Linked DNA regions of Homo sapiens: all the other regions are linked to region 3. A link is a loop called in an ENCODE intact Hi-C map of the cell type or tissue named here. Cell type or tissue: mammary epithelial cell. All regions are shown on one strand. Each heading gives the region's core, and the rest is flanking DNA. Links, peaks and the distances in the headings are about the cores only.

Evidence for each region. Hi-C counts contacts between places; a loop is a spot of excess contacts. Peaks named below come from ENCODE experiments on the same cell type or tissue, not always from the same donor. Only the 100,000 strongest peaks of a DNase experiment are listed, where the experiment ranks them.
Region 1: a loop joins it to region 3, with 16 times the contacts of the local background. A loop is called at or near these places in 11 of 110 quality-filtered maps.
Region 2: it touches region 3 in a loop (7-fold over the local background); 9 of 110 quality-filtered maps call a loop at or near these places.

Annotation. Positions count from the first base shown.
Region 1 is chr14:32,510,675-32,516,769 of GRCh38, reverse strand. The region is part of intron 2 of AKAP6 (A-kinase anchoring protein 6); the gene reads right to left. Among named protein-coding and RNA genes, the nearest start is that of AKAP6, 180 kb to the right of the region's middle. In mammary epithelial cell, for the core only: a CTCF peak has its summit at 3,006 (motif pointing right); no DNase peak of the experiment used is centred there; H3K27ac peaks cover 330 bases.
Region 2 is chr14:32,227,723-32,233,817 of GRCh38, reverse strand. No RefSeq gene overlaps it. Among named protein-coding and RNA genes, the nearest start is that of RNU6-8, 28 kb to the right of the region's middle. In mammary epithelial cell, for the core only: a CTCF peak has its summit at 3,352; DNase peaks (open chromatin) are centred at 2,947 and 3,487; H3K27ac peaks cover 2,010 bases.
Region 3 is chr14:32,070,284-32,076,378 of GRCh38, reverse strand. It overlaps ARHGAP5-AS1 (ARHGAP5 antisense RNA 1 (head to head)), which reads left to right. Exons shown (of 1, transcript NR_027263.1): 1 at 1-960. Among named protein-coding and RNA genes, the nearest start is that of ARHGAP5-AS1, 3.4 kb to the left of the region's middle. In mammary epithelial cell, for the core only: a CTCF peak has its summit at 2,609 (motif pointing left); a DNase peak (open chromatin) is centred at 2,608; H3K4me3 peaks cover 1,233 bases; H3K27ac peaks cover 1,675 bases.

The sequences.
Region 1 (6,095 bases), core at 373-5,372, 440 kb before region 3:
TATTGAAAAATAAAACACCTATGAGTTCACAATTGATATATCCAATTCAAATTCAGGAATACAGGGTTTTTACCTAATATCTTCTATAGTATATCCGTATTTCCTTTCTTCCACCCCAAAAATTTGTGGTAATAGAATTAGAAGATCTCATACTTACTTTTCGTTTTATTTCACATTACATATACGATAGTTTCAGAATAGCAATACTATCTTAATACTACTACTAGTACTGGTACTGAAGCGAAAGACTAGGACAGGTATTTATAAGAAACCTGATCAAGGTGCCTTTTTTCAGCACAGAAGAGAGGAGTTTCACCTCTGATTTGTCTTTATCTGGTCTTTGAGAGCAAACAACTTATATCCTAGTCTCACTGTTCACCACAGTTCATATTATACAGTTTTAAAAATTGGGAATTTATAAGTTCCTTTACCATCTTCAAGGTCCATCCAGAAGGAAAAAAAGGCTCAATAAAAATATGACAAAAACACGTGATCATTAATTCTCCTCCAAAGAGGGAAAAGCCCTTTGGTTTTAGAAGGCATACCCTGAGAGGCTTTCTGCCTCAGCAAACCTTCTAGTCTTTGCAGATCATCACAGAATACGCAAAAAGGACAAAAATCACTGAAGATAGTCATCAATGATATACCAAAGAAACTCAACTCTAATGCTAGGTATGCCAGGTGAAGCACTCTTTTGTTTTTCTTTCCAATGTAACTACTGTAGGTCACAGGGTTATGAAGATGGGTCTTCTCTTCAAGCAACAGACTGTAAGCATCTCTTCATTCACCATCTCACATGGCAAAAATTATGCAATTTATATATTTGCTTTGTTTGTTCAGTGGTGTATAGGTCATTTCTGTCTATGTCTCTTTGCCTTAGGAAATTCTTGTAGGGCAAGCACTTTGTCTATTTTGCTTCACAGAGTTTAGTACCACATGTAAATGAAGTCTTAATACATACTGATGTTACCGATATTGAATTCACAAACCATGAAACGAAAGCTTCAAGATGATCATGAAAAGAATATATGAAGCAAAAAATGTATCTAGATCACTTTGCATCACGCTAGGCATCAGAGAGTCTGAATTCTTGGCCCCTGTGTGTATTGGTTATCTGTATCCCCATAGATTGCTGAGCCTCAGTTTCCTCATCTATAAAGACAGTGCTAGATGGGTGACCTGTACTCTCAAGCCCAAAGATTTTCTTTTGTTTTCTTTCTCTTTTATTTTGTGTACTCCACCCATAAGACAGCCCAAGCTTTAGTTACCCAGAAGTTTTTACATATCTCTGAAAAACCTTGTAAAATTACTGTTATTTCTTCCAAGTAGTAGAACGAGTACTAAGTGAGAATCAGAAGACTTGAGTTCCAGTCCTAGGTACATTGAAAGGTATCTCTCTGATATAGTTTTGCTGTGTCCCCAACCAAAATTCACCTTGAATTGTAATAATCCCCATGTGTCAAAGGTGGGGCCGGGTGGAGATCATTGAATCATGGGGGCAGTTTCCCCCACACCGTTCTCTTGGTAGTGAATAAGTCTTATGAGATCTGATGGTTTTATAAATGGAAGTTCCCCTGCACAAGCTCTCTTGCCTGCCGCCATGCAAGACTTGCCTTTGTTTCTCCTTTGCCTTCTGCCATGATTGTGAGGCCTCCCAGCCATGTGGAACTGAGCCCATTAAACCTCTTTCCTTTATAAATTACCCAGTCTCAGGTATGTCTTTTTTTAGTAGCATGAGAACAGACTAATACATTCTAGGACTCCTGCAGGTCACCCTGCCACAGGCCCTGAAATAACAGTGCAGATCCATACCACCAAGCTGAGGAGGAAAGGTCTATGGTTCATTCAGAATGAAAGTTAAGACCCCCACCTTCACTCCAGGATTAATGTCCTGAGAGGCCCTTTTTGTTGTGTTTTCCTTAGTTGCTATGCTGGGTTCAGGCCATTACTCCTCCACCCTCCTACTTATCCTTTCCCAGGCAAGAGGTATACACAGATTCCTTTGAGTCTCATTTTCAACTCCCTATACCACCTGTTGCTTTTTCTTCATTACAGTCATTTAAGATTTTATCTTGTAAAGAATCTATCAATATCCATTAGCAGTTTAGATTTGTTTTATCTGATGTAAATTTCTAGTAACTCCATTGAAATTCTGGAGCGTTTCAAGGTATAAAGGATCTTACAGGTTAATTTACAAATGCTTTCTCCTGACCTATTCATTAGTACTTTTTCTACTGGGAGAAAGAAGTTAAGGAAATCAAAGTTCTATTTGGGATTTCATTGCTGACTCATTGTATGACCTTTGGCAGCTCTTTCTTAGATGTACTTTTTATCTATTTAGATCAGTAAGACCATGGCACAGCTTCTAAGGATGTGTTTCTATGCCTTCCTCCCCCACATAAATAAATATCCACAGCAACTGGCTTGACTGTTGATTTGTATTTAAACAACTACAGTATGTCTGTTGAGAGCTAATATTATAGACACAAGTTTTTAGGTCTCACATCTGAGAGTCCAGAACAGGAAATGAAGCCTCATAGGATCAAAGTCCTTTGGTTAAGGTTCTGAAAATTAGATAACAACAAATCCAGATTCTGAAGCCAGTATCATTCTTTCATATCGGGTAGATGGGAAGGCAAGCTGTCGATTAACCTTTGGAAAGCTCCATTACCTCCCATTGACCCAACAATTTTATTCACAGGATTCTTTTCTAAGGCAATAATGAATTTACCTACTGAAATGCTGTCAAATACTTGTTTATAATGGTGAAAAATTATAAAAAGAGAGATGAGTTTAACATGATGTGGTATTCCACATAATGAAAAAAAATGCACAGATGCTAAAAACATTGTAAAATATATTTAATCGCATCAGAAGATGTTCAAGGCATATTGTTACCAGAAAAGAAGTAAGTTATAAAAGAGTTCTATATAGAAAAAAAGTATAGCTATGTATACTAAAGTAAAAAATATGTCAAAGCTATTCATAGTATTTTCTCTAGGTGGCAGCATTACAAATGATTTTTATTGTACTGTTTATCTGTATGTTTAAAATTTTTCTCCACTAGAGATGTATTTCTTTTGTGAGAAATAAGAAAAAAAATAAAAAGTTAAACAACCAAGAGGTTAAGTCAGTTCCATGGCAAAACAACAGTCAGGGAATGCATGTCAAACTATGCACAAGAAGGATACAAAGTATAATATCAAAGCAGGCAACTGAATTATACCAAAGCAGCAGGATCCTCAGATTCCCAGCATTCTTTTTGTGTAAGCAGGGATCTCTCACTCCACAGTCACCCTCATTCTTTTAGGGCTCTATGTCAGGTGGCCAGGTAACATTAGCCAGGTATACAGATAAATAACATATCATTAATTCTGGTTACTAGGATTATTAACTGTGTTTGCTCTGATTGTTTTTTCCTTAAGTTTAGCAGAATTGAAATAAAGACATAGGTAAGGAAAATACACTTATTAATCTGAAATAAGAGTGGGAATGTGAACCTTACTCACTCCATCTCCTTTTTAATTTGATTGATTGCTTTGCCCTGGAGTATAGCTGAATAGATTACCAATCCTCTTCTACATTTTCATATAAACCCACAAGGGAGGAGATAGTTCTATGGACAGTTTCCATCACTTGACAAAGCAAGATCTTGTTTACCTCCTGGAGTGACCCCAACACCCTAAGATACAGAATCTTCCACTTTCAAGCCTTTGAGTAATTACTGGGGGAGTAAAGACATCTGAGAACTTAGTCCTCCCTTGGGGATAAACTTTGCATGACTAAAATTTCAGTCCTTCAAAATTCCTTAGGGTTTATTGCAACATATAATTTTTGCTAATTAGTTTATATAAACTTATGTTTACTTTCACTAACCCAAATAATTTGTACTGATAGATTTTCAATCTAGAACATTTTCTGGAAAATTTATTGCTGAGCATTAGAGCCTAAATTAAAACACAGAATCCAGCTTATGTCTGAGTTATGAAAATCTATTTTGGTATTTTGCCTGCTCCTTGCTTGACTGACTGTCCGTATTATAACTACTCTTCAGCAAGCCCTAGACATACAAAGCAAGACTAAAGTTATCGAATTCCAATACTGTGGTTTTAAATCCACCCTCATTGCCCTTTTCCAGAGGCCCCTCTGGGAAATAAACATGGATCAGAATAGCATATCTGACCACCAAGTACAGTAATCATTCATTATTAATGTCCCAATGTCACACCAAAATGGAGGATGAAGGGTTCATTCAAATAATCCTATAACATTGGCTAACATCCCTCAAAGCACTCAAAAGTGCTTCAGTTTTGAAATCAGTTGCCAGCTAAGAAACAAATTCAATTTCAATGCACTTTCTAAACCTCCAGATTAATTTCGTCTATAAAGTAATTTTTAAACTCATTGCTTACTTAGATTGACCATAAACTTAGTGAGAAAGAACTTTCTTCTCTCTGATTATACACACAGAATTCTACTCATATCAAACAACGAGTGGAGTTTCAGAAGGCAAACAAAAGGAAAAACAGAATCAAAAAATTAGCTCTGAGTAAATATAAATATCAACCAAACCTCAAGTCATTTCTTTCAACATTAATCAACATGATTAAAAAGCACCCCTCCACAGTACCCTAAATCTTATGCCCATCCCACCACTATTTAACTACAGACAGAAACCATCTTGTGAATGTCTAGTGAAAATCCAAATGTCTACAAGTAAATTAACAAGTAAAGTAAGTAATAAAATTAAAGAAACAAAATGAGGGACAACTGAGCTGGAGATACAGAAAATATGCATAAGACTATGTGAGAGATTTACAAGGATGGGACAACTTATATGATCTCTCTATGATTTATACTTTACCTGCTTCCAAAACAGAGGGGAGAAGGCAGGTGACTTACAAATAGTAAGGTACACTATTAAAGATAAAATTTTAAAACACAGGAAAGAGAAAGATGAACGAGACATTTAAAATGAGATTATTACTGCAATTCAGCACTCAGTTTAGCTCAGTGAAAAGAGGAAAAAATGTGTGGCCAAAAGTAGACGGCCGAACAAAAAGAACTGGTATGGGGAACTAAATATATAAAGGGGTTATCAATAGTTAATACAACCTGTAATCCTAGCACTTTGGGAGGCCGAGGTGGGTGGGTCACCTGAGGTCAGGAGTTCTAGACGAGCCTGGCCAACATGGTGAAACCCCATCTCTATTAAAAAATACAAAAATTAGCCAGGCGTGGTGGCACATACCTGTAGTCCCAGCTACTTTGGAGGCTGAGGCAGGAGAATTGCTTGAACCCAGGAGGTGGAGGTTGCAGTGAGCTGAGATCCACCACTGCACTCCAGCCAGCCTGGACCACAGAGTGAGACTCCGTCTCAAAAAAAAAAAAAAAAAACCAAGAAGGTAGCAGTAGATGATTTCTGTAAACAGAATGAATTAAAGAAAGACCTGAAACACTGAAACAAGAAAGATCTTGCCTCTTTGGAATTGCATGGCATCTTTGTGACACTAATCAGACTCTGGAAGACAGAGAAAGCTAGATGTACAGAGGTCTGGCCTGAAAAGAGCTGAACTCAATAATCAGAGAGAAAACACTGACAACAAGGAAATTCCTAAGGAAAATTTATTTCTGAAACTAGCAAAAAAATGGACCCTGCAATTAAACTTTGTCCGTGTTGCTTGTCCATTCACTTACACTGTATCAAGGATTTGTGCTCCAGGACTGCTCACACAAATGTCAACAATGTTCTAACACTCTAAACAGATGATAGAGGGTAAGTGTGGGATGATTTTGGTCAGAGGAACGTCTTCTCCTCCTTCTTCCTTCAGGTTGGTGCAAAGCTCAAGATCATCAGTGACCCCAAGGAGCCCTCGGTGTTATCACAGAATCCAAACAGTAAGGATTAGATTGGCCAGCATGACTCCAGAGATTTCACATAACTAGAGCTAACACGAAAAACTAAATGAATGCTTCCTTGAAATGAACAAATATTCTGTGATCATATGATGAGGGCCAAGAGGCCATCTTGAAGTTAGAAAAAGTAGTTAAGTACCAAATTATAATAGCATTTGTTCTCTATAGAAAGAATAGGT
Region 2 (6,095 bases), core at 595-5,594, 160 kb before region 3:
TGCCCATCAGACTCAAATGAAAAGATTAAAATACCCTGGCCCTGACACCACCCCAATAGATCATGATTTTTAATTGGCTTGACGCAGGACACAGGTATTGGTATTTTTTTCAAACTCCTCACGTGTACATCCAGGTTCAGTACCATCAAACTGATATAGAATGAGAACTGAATTTAGGCCCATCATCTGAACATAATTAACTGCCTTCTCTTCACTTCCCCATATCTGAATTTTATTCTGCAAAATGACGTTAATCAAAGGTCAATTCTCCTGACTGAATATAGTTAAGATAAAACTATAATCATAAAGAACTCTGAAGTAATGGAAACAAGGAAGTGGTTACTGTTATCTTGATATTTGAAACCAATTGTTGGCATTGCTGACAATGAAGCCACAAGATTTTGATTATCATGAGATTATACAGCAAGCATGCAGCAAATCTATAATTTTGAGGTAGAAATATATTACATCACCTTACCCAAGAATTTATTGCATTGCAGAATTTACCATTAAATTCAAACAAAGCAGCAGCAGAGGGACAGACAAACAAAGAAGTAGTAGAGGGACAGAGAGAAGAAAGGGATATGAGAAGCTTGGACCATGAAAAGTCTAAGCACACATCCAGATGATAGCAAAGCGCCTGAGAAAGAAGCTATTAGTACCAAGGCTTGCCTGCCTCTCCTTTGCTTACTCTTCCCTTCCTACATCTCCCTGAAAAGCCCATGGACTAAGTGGGGTTCCTTACTGAGACCATAACCCTCAGATTGCCTCTGTCCTCAACAGTGGAGAGAAGTCAGCCCCTCACTGCTGGCAGAAGTTAGATCCCCCTAGAATCTAAAACATCACTTAAGATCAAATCAGATTTCAGAAGTGAGAATCAATAGACTGAACCCTAGAATCAGGATTCTCTGAGTCTCAAAGCAGCTTCAGAAGAAGAGGGCAAGTGGCACCTCCAGATATGTAAGCTCTGCACTGGCAAATCTCACCTTCTCTGAGAATGAGAGTAACAGACCGACTTGGCCTGCAGAAGATGGGATGGCATACTTCCACTCTCACACACCAGGAGCATCACCATGACAGTAACACAGCTGGCTACATAAGGACAAAACATGAGAAACACCTCATACAATAAGAGATATGCAGAAAGGTGGCAGGTATGAGCCTGTGTTGGAATTTCACATGGGCAAAAGTCTCCAGCTCCTTCCAAATATATTTTTACTGACTTAATTTGGTCAGGATTTTGGTGATACAGCTTAGCAACCAGCACAAAGTAACTTCCCTATCCCTTCCTTCAATACATCCACAACTCCTAATTCAGGTCTTCTCACTCCTTCCCAGTCAGGGTAAGCTCCAGGTTTTCAGTTTCCTAAACAGGGCCTGGGCTACTGCAATGATTCTTCATGCAGTCATGATTGAACTCTTGTTTCTAGGAGACTGAAGCAGGCTTCTAATAGCCACCAGTTATCAAGTACATGTTATGTTGATAGTTTATCTCTATTTATCACTATTTACGTTGATAGGTTATCCCTATTTTACAGAGAAGGAAGTTGAAGCACAGAGAAGTTGAATAATTTCTGCCTGCAGTCACATCATTAGTAAGTAGTAGAGCAGGCTTTCAACTCAAGCGTGTCTGATCTTTAAAATAATAATGGTGGGTTCTTATATAGCATTAAGTGCCAGGCACTGGTCTAAACACTGTAAATACTAACTTACTCAATCTTCACAATAACCCTAGGAGAAAGGTACTATTTTTACCACTGCCACTATACAGATGAGAAAACTGAGGGGTAAAGTTCAGCAACTCTTTTAAAGTTGCAAAGCTAAAAACTGGCAGCACCAGAATTCAAACCCAGGCAGGCTGGTTTTAGCATCCATACAGGCCTTACCCACTGCCCATACTGCCCCCTCTTGCTCTCTGTAACTGGTTCTTTCTATAATCATTCATTCAAATATTGCTTAGGCCCCTACTATGTACCTAACACCTTACCAGGAATTGAAGAAAGATTACCAGTATTTGACAGGATACCTCCCTCAGAGAGCAGTAATCTAGATGGGCAAAACCAGTGAAAGAATATAAGAAGGCTGTTACTAAAATGTGAGGTGAGGCAATGCATGCTAGGGTACCAGGAGGACTTGAGCACTGGCACAGACAGGAGGGCCTCACAGAGCACTGAAGGTGAGTTTCCAGTAGGGAGAATAACATGTGAGCAAAGATGAAAGTGAAGAGAAGGACTGCAGGAGGAAGGAGGTAACCCCTTCCCATGCCAGGCTCTGCATTCCTGTTTCACATGTATTATGTATCTCATTTAGTCCTCCTGCAGGCCTATGAAACATCCTTAAAAAAGAAAATGAGGTGCAGAAATTCCAGCAATTCATACATGATCACACAACAACCAAGTGACAGAGCTAGGTTTGTCTGCCTCCGACACCCTTTCTCTAAACCTGGAACCTTTTCACACAAGCAAATGCCAACCGATGAGGCCAGGGTAATAGGCAAACGTTGACAGGGCCAGGAAGAATCTAACCATTCTGATTTCTAGAACCCTTAATGGGCTCTTTGTCTTTCTTCCATTCCCCAGAGGAGGAGTACCTGCATTTTCAACTTAGAAATCTCCTCCTACGGTGTTCCCACTGCAAATAAGCTTCCTCTCTACAGACTGACAAATAGTGATTTGCCTATTTGCAGCCCTCTAAAGCCAGCCAAGCCAACCAGAGAATGGGCCTGGCTAAAGCAGGCTCTGGCTCGTGGATCCAGTTGGTGAGGGGATACAGGCCAGGCTTAGGGAAACTCAAGGATCCCCTAATACAGCTCCTTTCCCTCCTAACAGGGAAAAACTGAGGCCCAGAGAAGGGCATGAGTCACTCAAGGCTGTACATTCCCCTATCCCCAACACACACAAAAAAATTCTTAACCCCATAAAAGTGCTTTGGCAAGCAGGGATCTGAAATTCCTGCAACAGCTTGGGGAGGAGGTAACTAAGAATCTGCCTTCCCACATAGTCTGTCTTTAGACTCCAGTGCTGCTAAGAGTAACAAGTACAAATCTGTTTACTTAGCAAGGTTGAGGCTTGACTCAAATTTTGTGTTGTCAGGATGGGGATGGGGGTGGAAGGGCATCTAAATGTGAATCATTAGATCTTAATCAGCAACGTGGGGAGTGGGATGTTTTGGGAAAGTGTACCTTCTTGAGCACCTTGGACTTGCTTTATTCCCTCTCCAAGGAAAGTAGGCCTGATGGTACAGCAACCCCTTGCAGCCTCTTATAAGAGGCTCATAGTACTCATCACTGCCTATAACAGAAATATAGATGTTGTGATGCTTCTGCCTGTACCCTTAGGTGGCCCTCTAAACAAGCTTTAAGTAGTACACCTAACTGCAGCAAAGGAGAATCTGCTGGTCAAAGAGCAAAAGCAGCACCTATTACTTCATTGTCAGAGTGTTTAAAATGTGTATCAAGGTCATTACTCATCAAATTTTCCCTCTGGGAACAGATAAAGTCCGTTGTTCTTTCTAAGGCCAAACGACTGTGTGCTGCCTGCCATTAATATTTCCTGTCACTCTTCAATTCCATTTTCACTAATCATCACATTAGACCATAGCCAAAAGACGTAACTTTAAAAAAATGTGCTTACCTTAATGTGCTCAGAGTATTTATAGGTCAATTTCCCTGCTGGTTACTATTAGCATAGTTTTATAATGTATAAAGAGTATTTCTTCTCATTCTCTTTAACATTAGGTAAAATCCTCAGAGGGAGCAGAACCTAGATATGTTTAAATAAAACAGACCAATGACCTAGGGCTATAGCATTCACACAGCAGTGGTTTGATATGCTTTTTCCCCCCCCTATTCTAGGACTTACTGACCAAAAGCACACTGAATTATTTAGGAACCTAGAGACTGGATGACCCAAAGGTGAGGAAGGTGGACCTTTCCCTCTGTCTTTAAATTCTCTATTCCCCAAGTATGCCTCTCTGTGTTTGCCTTCTAGCTCTCTGGCTACTCACAGTTAGGTTTATTTTGTACCTCCCTTTCTGCCAAGACAATAAATGTTGGTATTTCCTTGAAAAAATGCATCTACTCCCATATCTATTCCCATATCTACATCATAAACTCCCAAATTTGTACTTCAATTGATAGCTCTCTTCAGAACTTCAGGTCCATTCATCCAACTGCCACCTACACATCTCTAGGATGTCCCACAAGCTCCTCAAACTCCAACTGTAGAAAACTGAACCCACTGTTTTCTCTACCACCTTTCCTCACCCATTTCTTTCTATGGTCCCTGTCTTATTGATGGCACCACACTCCATCACTGCCCAAATCAAAGACCTGGGAATCATGCTTCACCCTTTGCTCCTCCTCACCCAAACTTCCTCACATCCTGCCAATTCCCTCTCTTGAATCCATCTACTTTTCTCCACTCACTAGCCTAGTTCAGGCCAAAATCCTCATTTCCCCAAATTGCAATAACAGCGCCCTTACCTGTCTTCCAATCCATTCTTTACATTAAGCCCAGTAATCTTTATAACATATATATCTTAGCATGTCACACCCCTTGCTAAAAACCCTTCTGTTACTCCGCTCTGTTTTAGGGTGAAGCCCAAATGCCTTCACCAACTGAAGAGACCTGTACAAGTTGGCTTTCAGGCTGGGTGTGGTTGCTCATGCCTGTAATCCCAACACTTTGGGAGGCCGAGGTGGGCGGATGGCTTGAGGTCAGGAGTTCGAGACCAGCCTGGCCATCATGGTGAAACCCCATCTCTACTAAAAATTAAAAAAAATTAGCAGCCAGGCACGGTGGCTCACGCCTGTAATCCCAGCACTTTGGGAGGCCAAGGCAGGCAGATCACAAGGTCAGGAGTTCAAGATCAGCCTGACCAACATGGTGAAACCCCATCTCTATTAAAAATACAAAAAAATTAGCCGGGCATGGTGGCATATGTCTGTAATCCCAGCCACTCAGGAGGCTGATGCAGGAGAATCGCTTGAACCCGGGAGGCGGAGGTTGCACTGAGCCAAGATCACACCACTGCACTCCAGCCTGGGCAACAAAGTGAGACTCCATCTCAAAAAAAAAAAAAAAAAAATTAGCTGGGCATGGTGGTGCACGCCTGTGGTCCCAGCTACTCAGGAAGCTGAAGCAGTAGAATTGCTTGAACTCAGGAGGTAGAGGTTGCAGTGAGCCACGATTGTGCCACTGCACTCCAGCCTGGGCAACAGAGTAAGACTCCATCTCAAATAATAATAATAATAAGTTGGCTTTCATATACCTCTCCAGCCTCATCTCTCATCAGAATTCCTTCACATTCCATGTTTCAGCCACACTGAATCTCTTTCCTATTCTCAAACCTGCTGCCTCCTGGCCTTGCTAGAATCACAGAATTGTAGAGAGGAAAGCGACTGAAAGATACCAGAATCAGAACTCTCCACCAACTTGCTTCTTACCTTCAGAAAACTCAATCCAGTTTATTATTTATTGAGTGTCCACCAAGGGTAAAACACTATCTTAGTAGCTGCAAAGAAACTTAATGAGTAGGTCCATGTCTAAAGAGTATGCAATCTCATTGCTTTTCTTAAACTTGAGTTTAAAAGTTCAAGTTCCTGAAATTTAGCTCCCTTCCTCAAACCTAAGTTCAAGTTACACTAGGAAACGACCTGTCCTTGACTAAACTGGCTTGAGCCTATATACAGTTTTACCAGAATAAAACTTCCCTGTCAATCCAGAGCCCACATATCTCCTCGCAATCTGTATACTTCAAGAGAGCCTTCCAACATAGCCTCACCTGGCTGTTTAAGCTTACATTAAAAACTCTCTAGGTTTCTGTTGGCTTTCTCAGCTGTTGCTGAAAGCACTACAATTGGCATCAATCACCAGGGATTCTCAGGAACTAGAAACTCTGCATTTAGTAGGTATATTTTGTTTGGTATCAGTCAGGGCTGAATAAGAATTTTTTTTTTTTTTTGAGACGGGGTCTCCCTGTCACCCAGGCTGGAGTGCAGTGGCTTGATTTCTGCTCACTGCAACCTCCGCCTCCCGGGTTCAAGCGATTCTCCTGCCTCAGCCTCCTGAGTAGCTGGGATTACAGGCACGTGC
Region 3 (6,095 bases), core at 500-5,499:
GTCTCTGAGCATTAAAGAAAGCAAGGGAGGAAAACATGCGCCCAAGCTCGTTCGCAGGAACATGTTCGCGTGTCTGCGCCTGTGTGCGCAGCCAGTTTTCTGGCTGAGGATCGCTCGCCAACTACAGACATCACCCGCCCAGGACCCGGTGCCACACTCACCCAGAAGACGAAACTCCACAGGAGCGAGAAGAGGAGTCCATTTCTCCGTCGGCTCGGCACGGCACGGGGATGCAGGCCCCTGATTCAGTACGTTCTGTGAAAGTGGAGCGAGAAGCCAAGACGTGGATCGAGAAGCCCCGTGGGGCGGGTCTCAGGGTGGCCCAAAAGACCCCTGTTCACGCCACTACCAGCCTAACTTTAGGAACTGTCGTCCACCTGGCTTTTATTATACTGCCTTAAACATATTCACTTTTTTGAGACTCTAGAAATTTCACAAGTTTTGGGGTAGAGCACACTGGGCTTTGGGTGTGTTTCTCATGAGGGCACTGACGCTGAATGGTGCAGTGAGAAAGGACGGTAGAAACCACTGCCTTTGCTTTTACCATTGAAGAAACTGAGGTCCTGTGACTTTCCCGAGGTCATCGGAATCTGCCTTGCACAGGAGACTTAAAATAGTTGCCAGCAGATAAAAGAATGAGCAAAACCACATCTACTCCAATTTGTTAAGTCTGAAAGAAAGTAATTGAGGGGGGATTCCTCTTTGGGGAAATATTTATTTCCTGCATTGAAAATAGTTTAATGTTAGTAAACATATAAAAAGTATTTTAAATTCAAGTTATTCTTTATTTCTTATGTTACATAAGGTACTGAAGTTAGCCAAGGTTGCTTTTGTGTTATAATGATGCAGCTGCTGCCAACCAGAAGTACATTTACGGTCTGTCAGTAAAGAAAACAAAAACTGCCTGTTGGTAAAAATCTATTAGAAAATATTTGTCAGTAAATTTGTCACAATATTCCAGCAGAAGTTCTGTTCGTTTTTCCGTCTTCCTGCCCTTCATATTTCTCAAAGGTAGACTTAATAAAGGTAGAAGAGACATTTCTAATTTTTCTATATATCTCTTGCTCCCTAATTTCTAAAAGGCATAACTAAAATGCTTTATTCGAGCCACTCCCTTGCATCTGAACCCTACCTACCAAGTAGGTTAAGAGTAGGTTAGGTAAGGTCTGTAGCTACTTCTTTCTTTCAGTTACAAATTGTAGGTGGGAAAGAAGGATGCGGAAGGAAACTTGCAAGGAAAGCAAACAGAAAGAAAAAGAAGTAAAAAAGGAGAGAAGGGAATTTGGTGGGTGGTCCAACCATCAAAATGTGGTACTAATGCCATAGGTATCTACACCACTTATGTAAGTTGGAATGTTGATGCATTCCAACGCATGTTTTTATCTTTGTACTGAAAGCCCTTAAGAATACCCGAAGTAAACATATAAAAAGTATTTTAAGTTCAAGTTATTCTTTATTTCTTATGTTACGTAAGGTACTGAAGTTAGCCAAGGTTGCTTTTTAGTGTTATAATGATGCAGTTCAAAGTCATAACCTGAATAAGATGTTAAGTACTATAGAGTGTACACCCTAAAGATACCTTAAAAATTATGTCCTAAATAATCAGAAATTTTAATAATCATGGACATGTATCAACATAAACCAAAGCCAAATAAATCAGGGCTTCTAAAGAAAACGTTAAAAAGGTGTAATGTTCAGTTATAGGACATGATACTGGAGGCAGGGAAGACTTGAAATCTCATTTATTTTCTTATAATGAAGACACCAGAAGACGTTAAAAAAAAAAAAAAGATCACGATTTCCAAACAATGATTTTCATAGTCGACATTATTTTCAGTTCTTTATCTTGATTTAGGGAGCCTGGAAATTTAGGACTTCGTTTCTTATTAATACTAATAGTCTAAAGGTGTTTACCAGTACAAATAAGTTATTGTATGTAATTTGCTCTTCTCAAAAAATAGAGTTTTCTGTATCAATAAAAATCTGAAATGGGGGCCACAATTCTGTGGCTAATAATGCCTATATATCCATAAATAAAAGGCATCAAAGAGCAGGAGGAAAAATATGTAAGATGGCATCTTTAAAAATTGATCAGGAGCCAAGACTTCAGAGAAAAAGCTTTAAAACACCCACCCTCCCTACTCAAAAGGATAATTTTTAAGAAAATAGGTAACTTATTTACACACACACACATGCGCGCGCACAAATATCGGACAGAAATGGAAATGGAATAAATATTAACAAGCCCTCTCAAATCAACTACTCTTCTTATCTAGAATAAAAAAGTTAAGCCTCTCTTCTGCTGTACTGGATAATTAAAATAACTGGACTCTTTGTTCCTCGTTTACTTTGAAAAAATTAGAATAAGATTTGTCAGGCATTTTCGGTTTTTAATTTAAATTTTCTTCATAAATCTCTAGTTCTTCATCACATCCTAATAAAGTATTAATATGCATGGTCTTTTTGAGATCAAAAGACATGACAGTCATAAAAAAAGTTATCATAATTCCAGCTTCTACCATTAGTGGTAATACTGCAATATTCAAATGTTTCATATGTTGTGGCTTCAAAAGAACTTACCCTATAGAGGCAGCTACACCCCCTGCTGGAAATCTTTGATCATAACAACTTTGGCTTCTGTAGTCTCAATCAGGAACATATGAAAAGCCAAATAAAGGGCCTTACCACTCATGACAGAATTGACCAATACTTTAGCCTGTCTGATACAAGACAGGCTTTTGGAGAACAACCTATGTCAGAATATCACCTTGATTACAGACAAAATACACAAAGAGGATGGAGAATAATGATGTAAATAGCTAAATAGCCAAAACACTTGTAAGATATTTGCTTAATTTCCAACTGTATTTCCACTCTTTACCTTATCCCCATCTCCTGCCTAGACTTCTCTTTTTCTCTCTATCTCATACAATTAGGCCTACTTGAGGGGAGGAAGAAGGCAGGATAAGATGGGATATTAATCCTTCAGCTAGGCAAATAATGGTGTATCAATCCACAGTAGCCATTTGCTGCATTAAGGTGCTTAAGGGCTTTCCCCAAATTTGTTTTATGGGTACCAATGATATTTTCAACATGAAGAAAAGGTGCTAATTATGTCTTGGCTGTTACTGTAGAAAATATTTTGACAAGAGTTAAGGTAATTGTGAGCATGGGACTGGAACAGGAGGAAAGTAGTGCATTGACCTTCTTGGCATTTTGTTCCACACAGCCTTGTTCTGTTGATATTCCAGAACTGTATTTTCAGACTGAAATCCCAAAGATGGTATCAGAGTCTAGCTTTAAAATGTCATGCTCATGAAACTCTAGTCCTAGGACATAACTGAAATACTGAAAGCAGCACACTATTTTTAAATAATTCGTATTTTGTAAAGATTATTTGTAATGCAGACTCCTTTTAAAGGAAAAACAATTCATTCAGATCCCACCAGCACAAATACTTTAATTAGACAAAATCTTCAAGTTATTTCCTCTCACAAAAGGAGGTATTGTTGGGCCATCTGGACTCTCTATTGAGTTTTTATGAAAGATCACAGCTTGAATTTAATCAACCCCAATAAAGTTAACCCCATAAAGCTAAAAAATAATTGCAAGAATTGCTAACTGAAGGATTTGAATTCTCTGTTTGAGATTGTTACCACTGTCATTTGTAAATCATTACAATGGGAAACAGGAACTTGTATTGCTTGACTATTTAACCTCATGAACATAATTTTTGTGAATTTCCCACTCTATTTAGACCAAATTTAGATTGTGAGTCTCTCTACATAGGAATAACAAAATGAATGTTTGGCTCTATATAATAACTAGAAGATCATTAGTAGAAAGTTCAATAAATGTTTGATAATAATAACATGAAACACTCTAGGTTTTATGGATTTCTGTGGATTTGTGGCTAACAGAAGGCTTTAGATTATATTTCGAAGTGCCAGCTGAGATAATCACTTTGGAAAATACAAATCATTTAAAGAAATCGCTGAATTCACCTGTGAAAGTTGAGTTAGATGTCCTTCCTCAAGTACAATCGACATATTTCCACATAACATCTCTCTAGTAGGTAAATGTGAGTTACTAACAACAAATAACTATAGGTCTGAAACATCTGGAAACATTCTAAAGAACTGGTGCAGTATAGTTTCTGAAACCAACGATAAAGTGGCTAATCACTTCTCAATTAAGTCTCTGTCGGTTTTCCCTATTATTTTAAACTAAAATAGATGGTAAATACTTATTTTGCCAATTCACATGTTGCATTTTCTTCAAAAAGGCAAAAATACAACTATTTTTCTAGTTCAATAAATATATACATACTTCTAAATACAGAAGGCCCCTGACTTACGATGGTCCAACTTAAGGTTTTTTGTCTTTACGATGGTACGAAAGCAATAGTGACAGCATTCGGTACAAACTGTACTTTAAGCACCCATACGACCATTTTTTTTTCACTTTCAGAACAGTATTCCATACATTACATGAAATATTCAACATTTTATTATAAACTAGGCTTTGTGTTAGATGATTTTGCCTGACTGTAGGCTAATGTAAGTGTTCTGAGCATGTTTAAGTTAGGCTAGGCTAAGCTATGATGTTTGGTAGGTTAGGTGTATTAAATGCATTTTTGACTTTACAGTATTTACAATTTATGATGTGTTTATTGGGAAGTAACCCCATCATAAGTTGAGGTGCATCTGTACTTCTGTATGTCTCAAATTACAATGTGATTCTTTTGATGAACACATAGCTTCTTTCATATACATCTGTTATACAGTGAGGAATAAGAATACTCACCTTCTTTCTCCAACTAGGCTTCTTACTCCTCTTCGGCACAGCCCAGGACAGGCCTATATCACATACATCATTTGTTTCTGGTTCTAATTCTTATAGGAATAGACATTAAATAACTTTTTTATGCTATGCCACAAAATATTTATATTAGTTATTCTGAGATTTTACAAACATGACAATAATGTAAAACTGATGTAGCAAAAGCATATAAAGAGCTATATGTATCCTATAAATTAAATTCTTATAGAATTAAATTTAAAAGGAAGCAATTATTTAAAATGATATTTTAGAAGCATGTATTTATTGAGGTAGAAAAATAGTCATAATACTTTATGTGGGAAAAAATGGTACAAAGCAATAAAAGCTGTATGTTGCTGTTGTTGTTGTTGCTGTTTGAGATGGAGTCTCACTCTGTTGCCCAGGCTGGAGTGCAGTGACTCAATCTTGATCTCAGCTCACTGCAAGCTCCGCCTCCCAATGGGTTCACGCCATTCTCCTGCCTTAGCCTCCCAAGTAGCTGGGACTACAGGCGCCCGCCACCACACCCGGCTAATTTTGTATTTTTAGTAGAGACAGGGTTTCACCATTTTAGCCAGGATGGTCTTGATCTCCTGGCCTCGTGATCCGCCTGCCTCGGCCTCCCAATGTGCTGGGATTACAGGCGTGAGCCACCGTGCCCGGCCTTAAAAGCTGTATGATTCTTATAAAAAGAAAATGTCTGAAAATAAGATGACAATATTATTGACCAACATGTTATTAGAGATTTTAACTAGATGGTGAGATTATAGCTAATGTTTATTTTTTTCTGTCTGTGTTTTCTAATTTTCTACAATGAACATAGTATTTCTTGTACTATAAAAATTTGAATTATAGTGGGGTTGAAAATTGAGAAAGGCAAAGAGACACTGTACAAGGCAGGATAAGGTAAATTGTCTTGAAGCAACTGGCTGCCTACCATGTATGTCTCTATTTTCTCTTTTACGCTTCTCTTTTCTTCTCTCTTTTTTTACCCCCTCCTACTCTTACTTTAGGTGTTTTTTCCTTTTTCCTTTCCTTTTACTTTTTAATTCTCTGTCTTCTTTTCCTTCTCTCTTAATTATCTCTTGGGCCTCTTACAGGCCACATTAGGTATTGCCTGGTTCCGTTTGTGGCAGTCTGTGATATTGCCTGGAATGAAATGGTCTATGCAAACATCTTCTTGCCGCCACTGGATTGTATTGACTTTAATGACCTTTTAAAAAGTTCTTTTACAGCAAAACATACCAAGCAAAGAACATACATTTTATTATCCT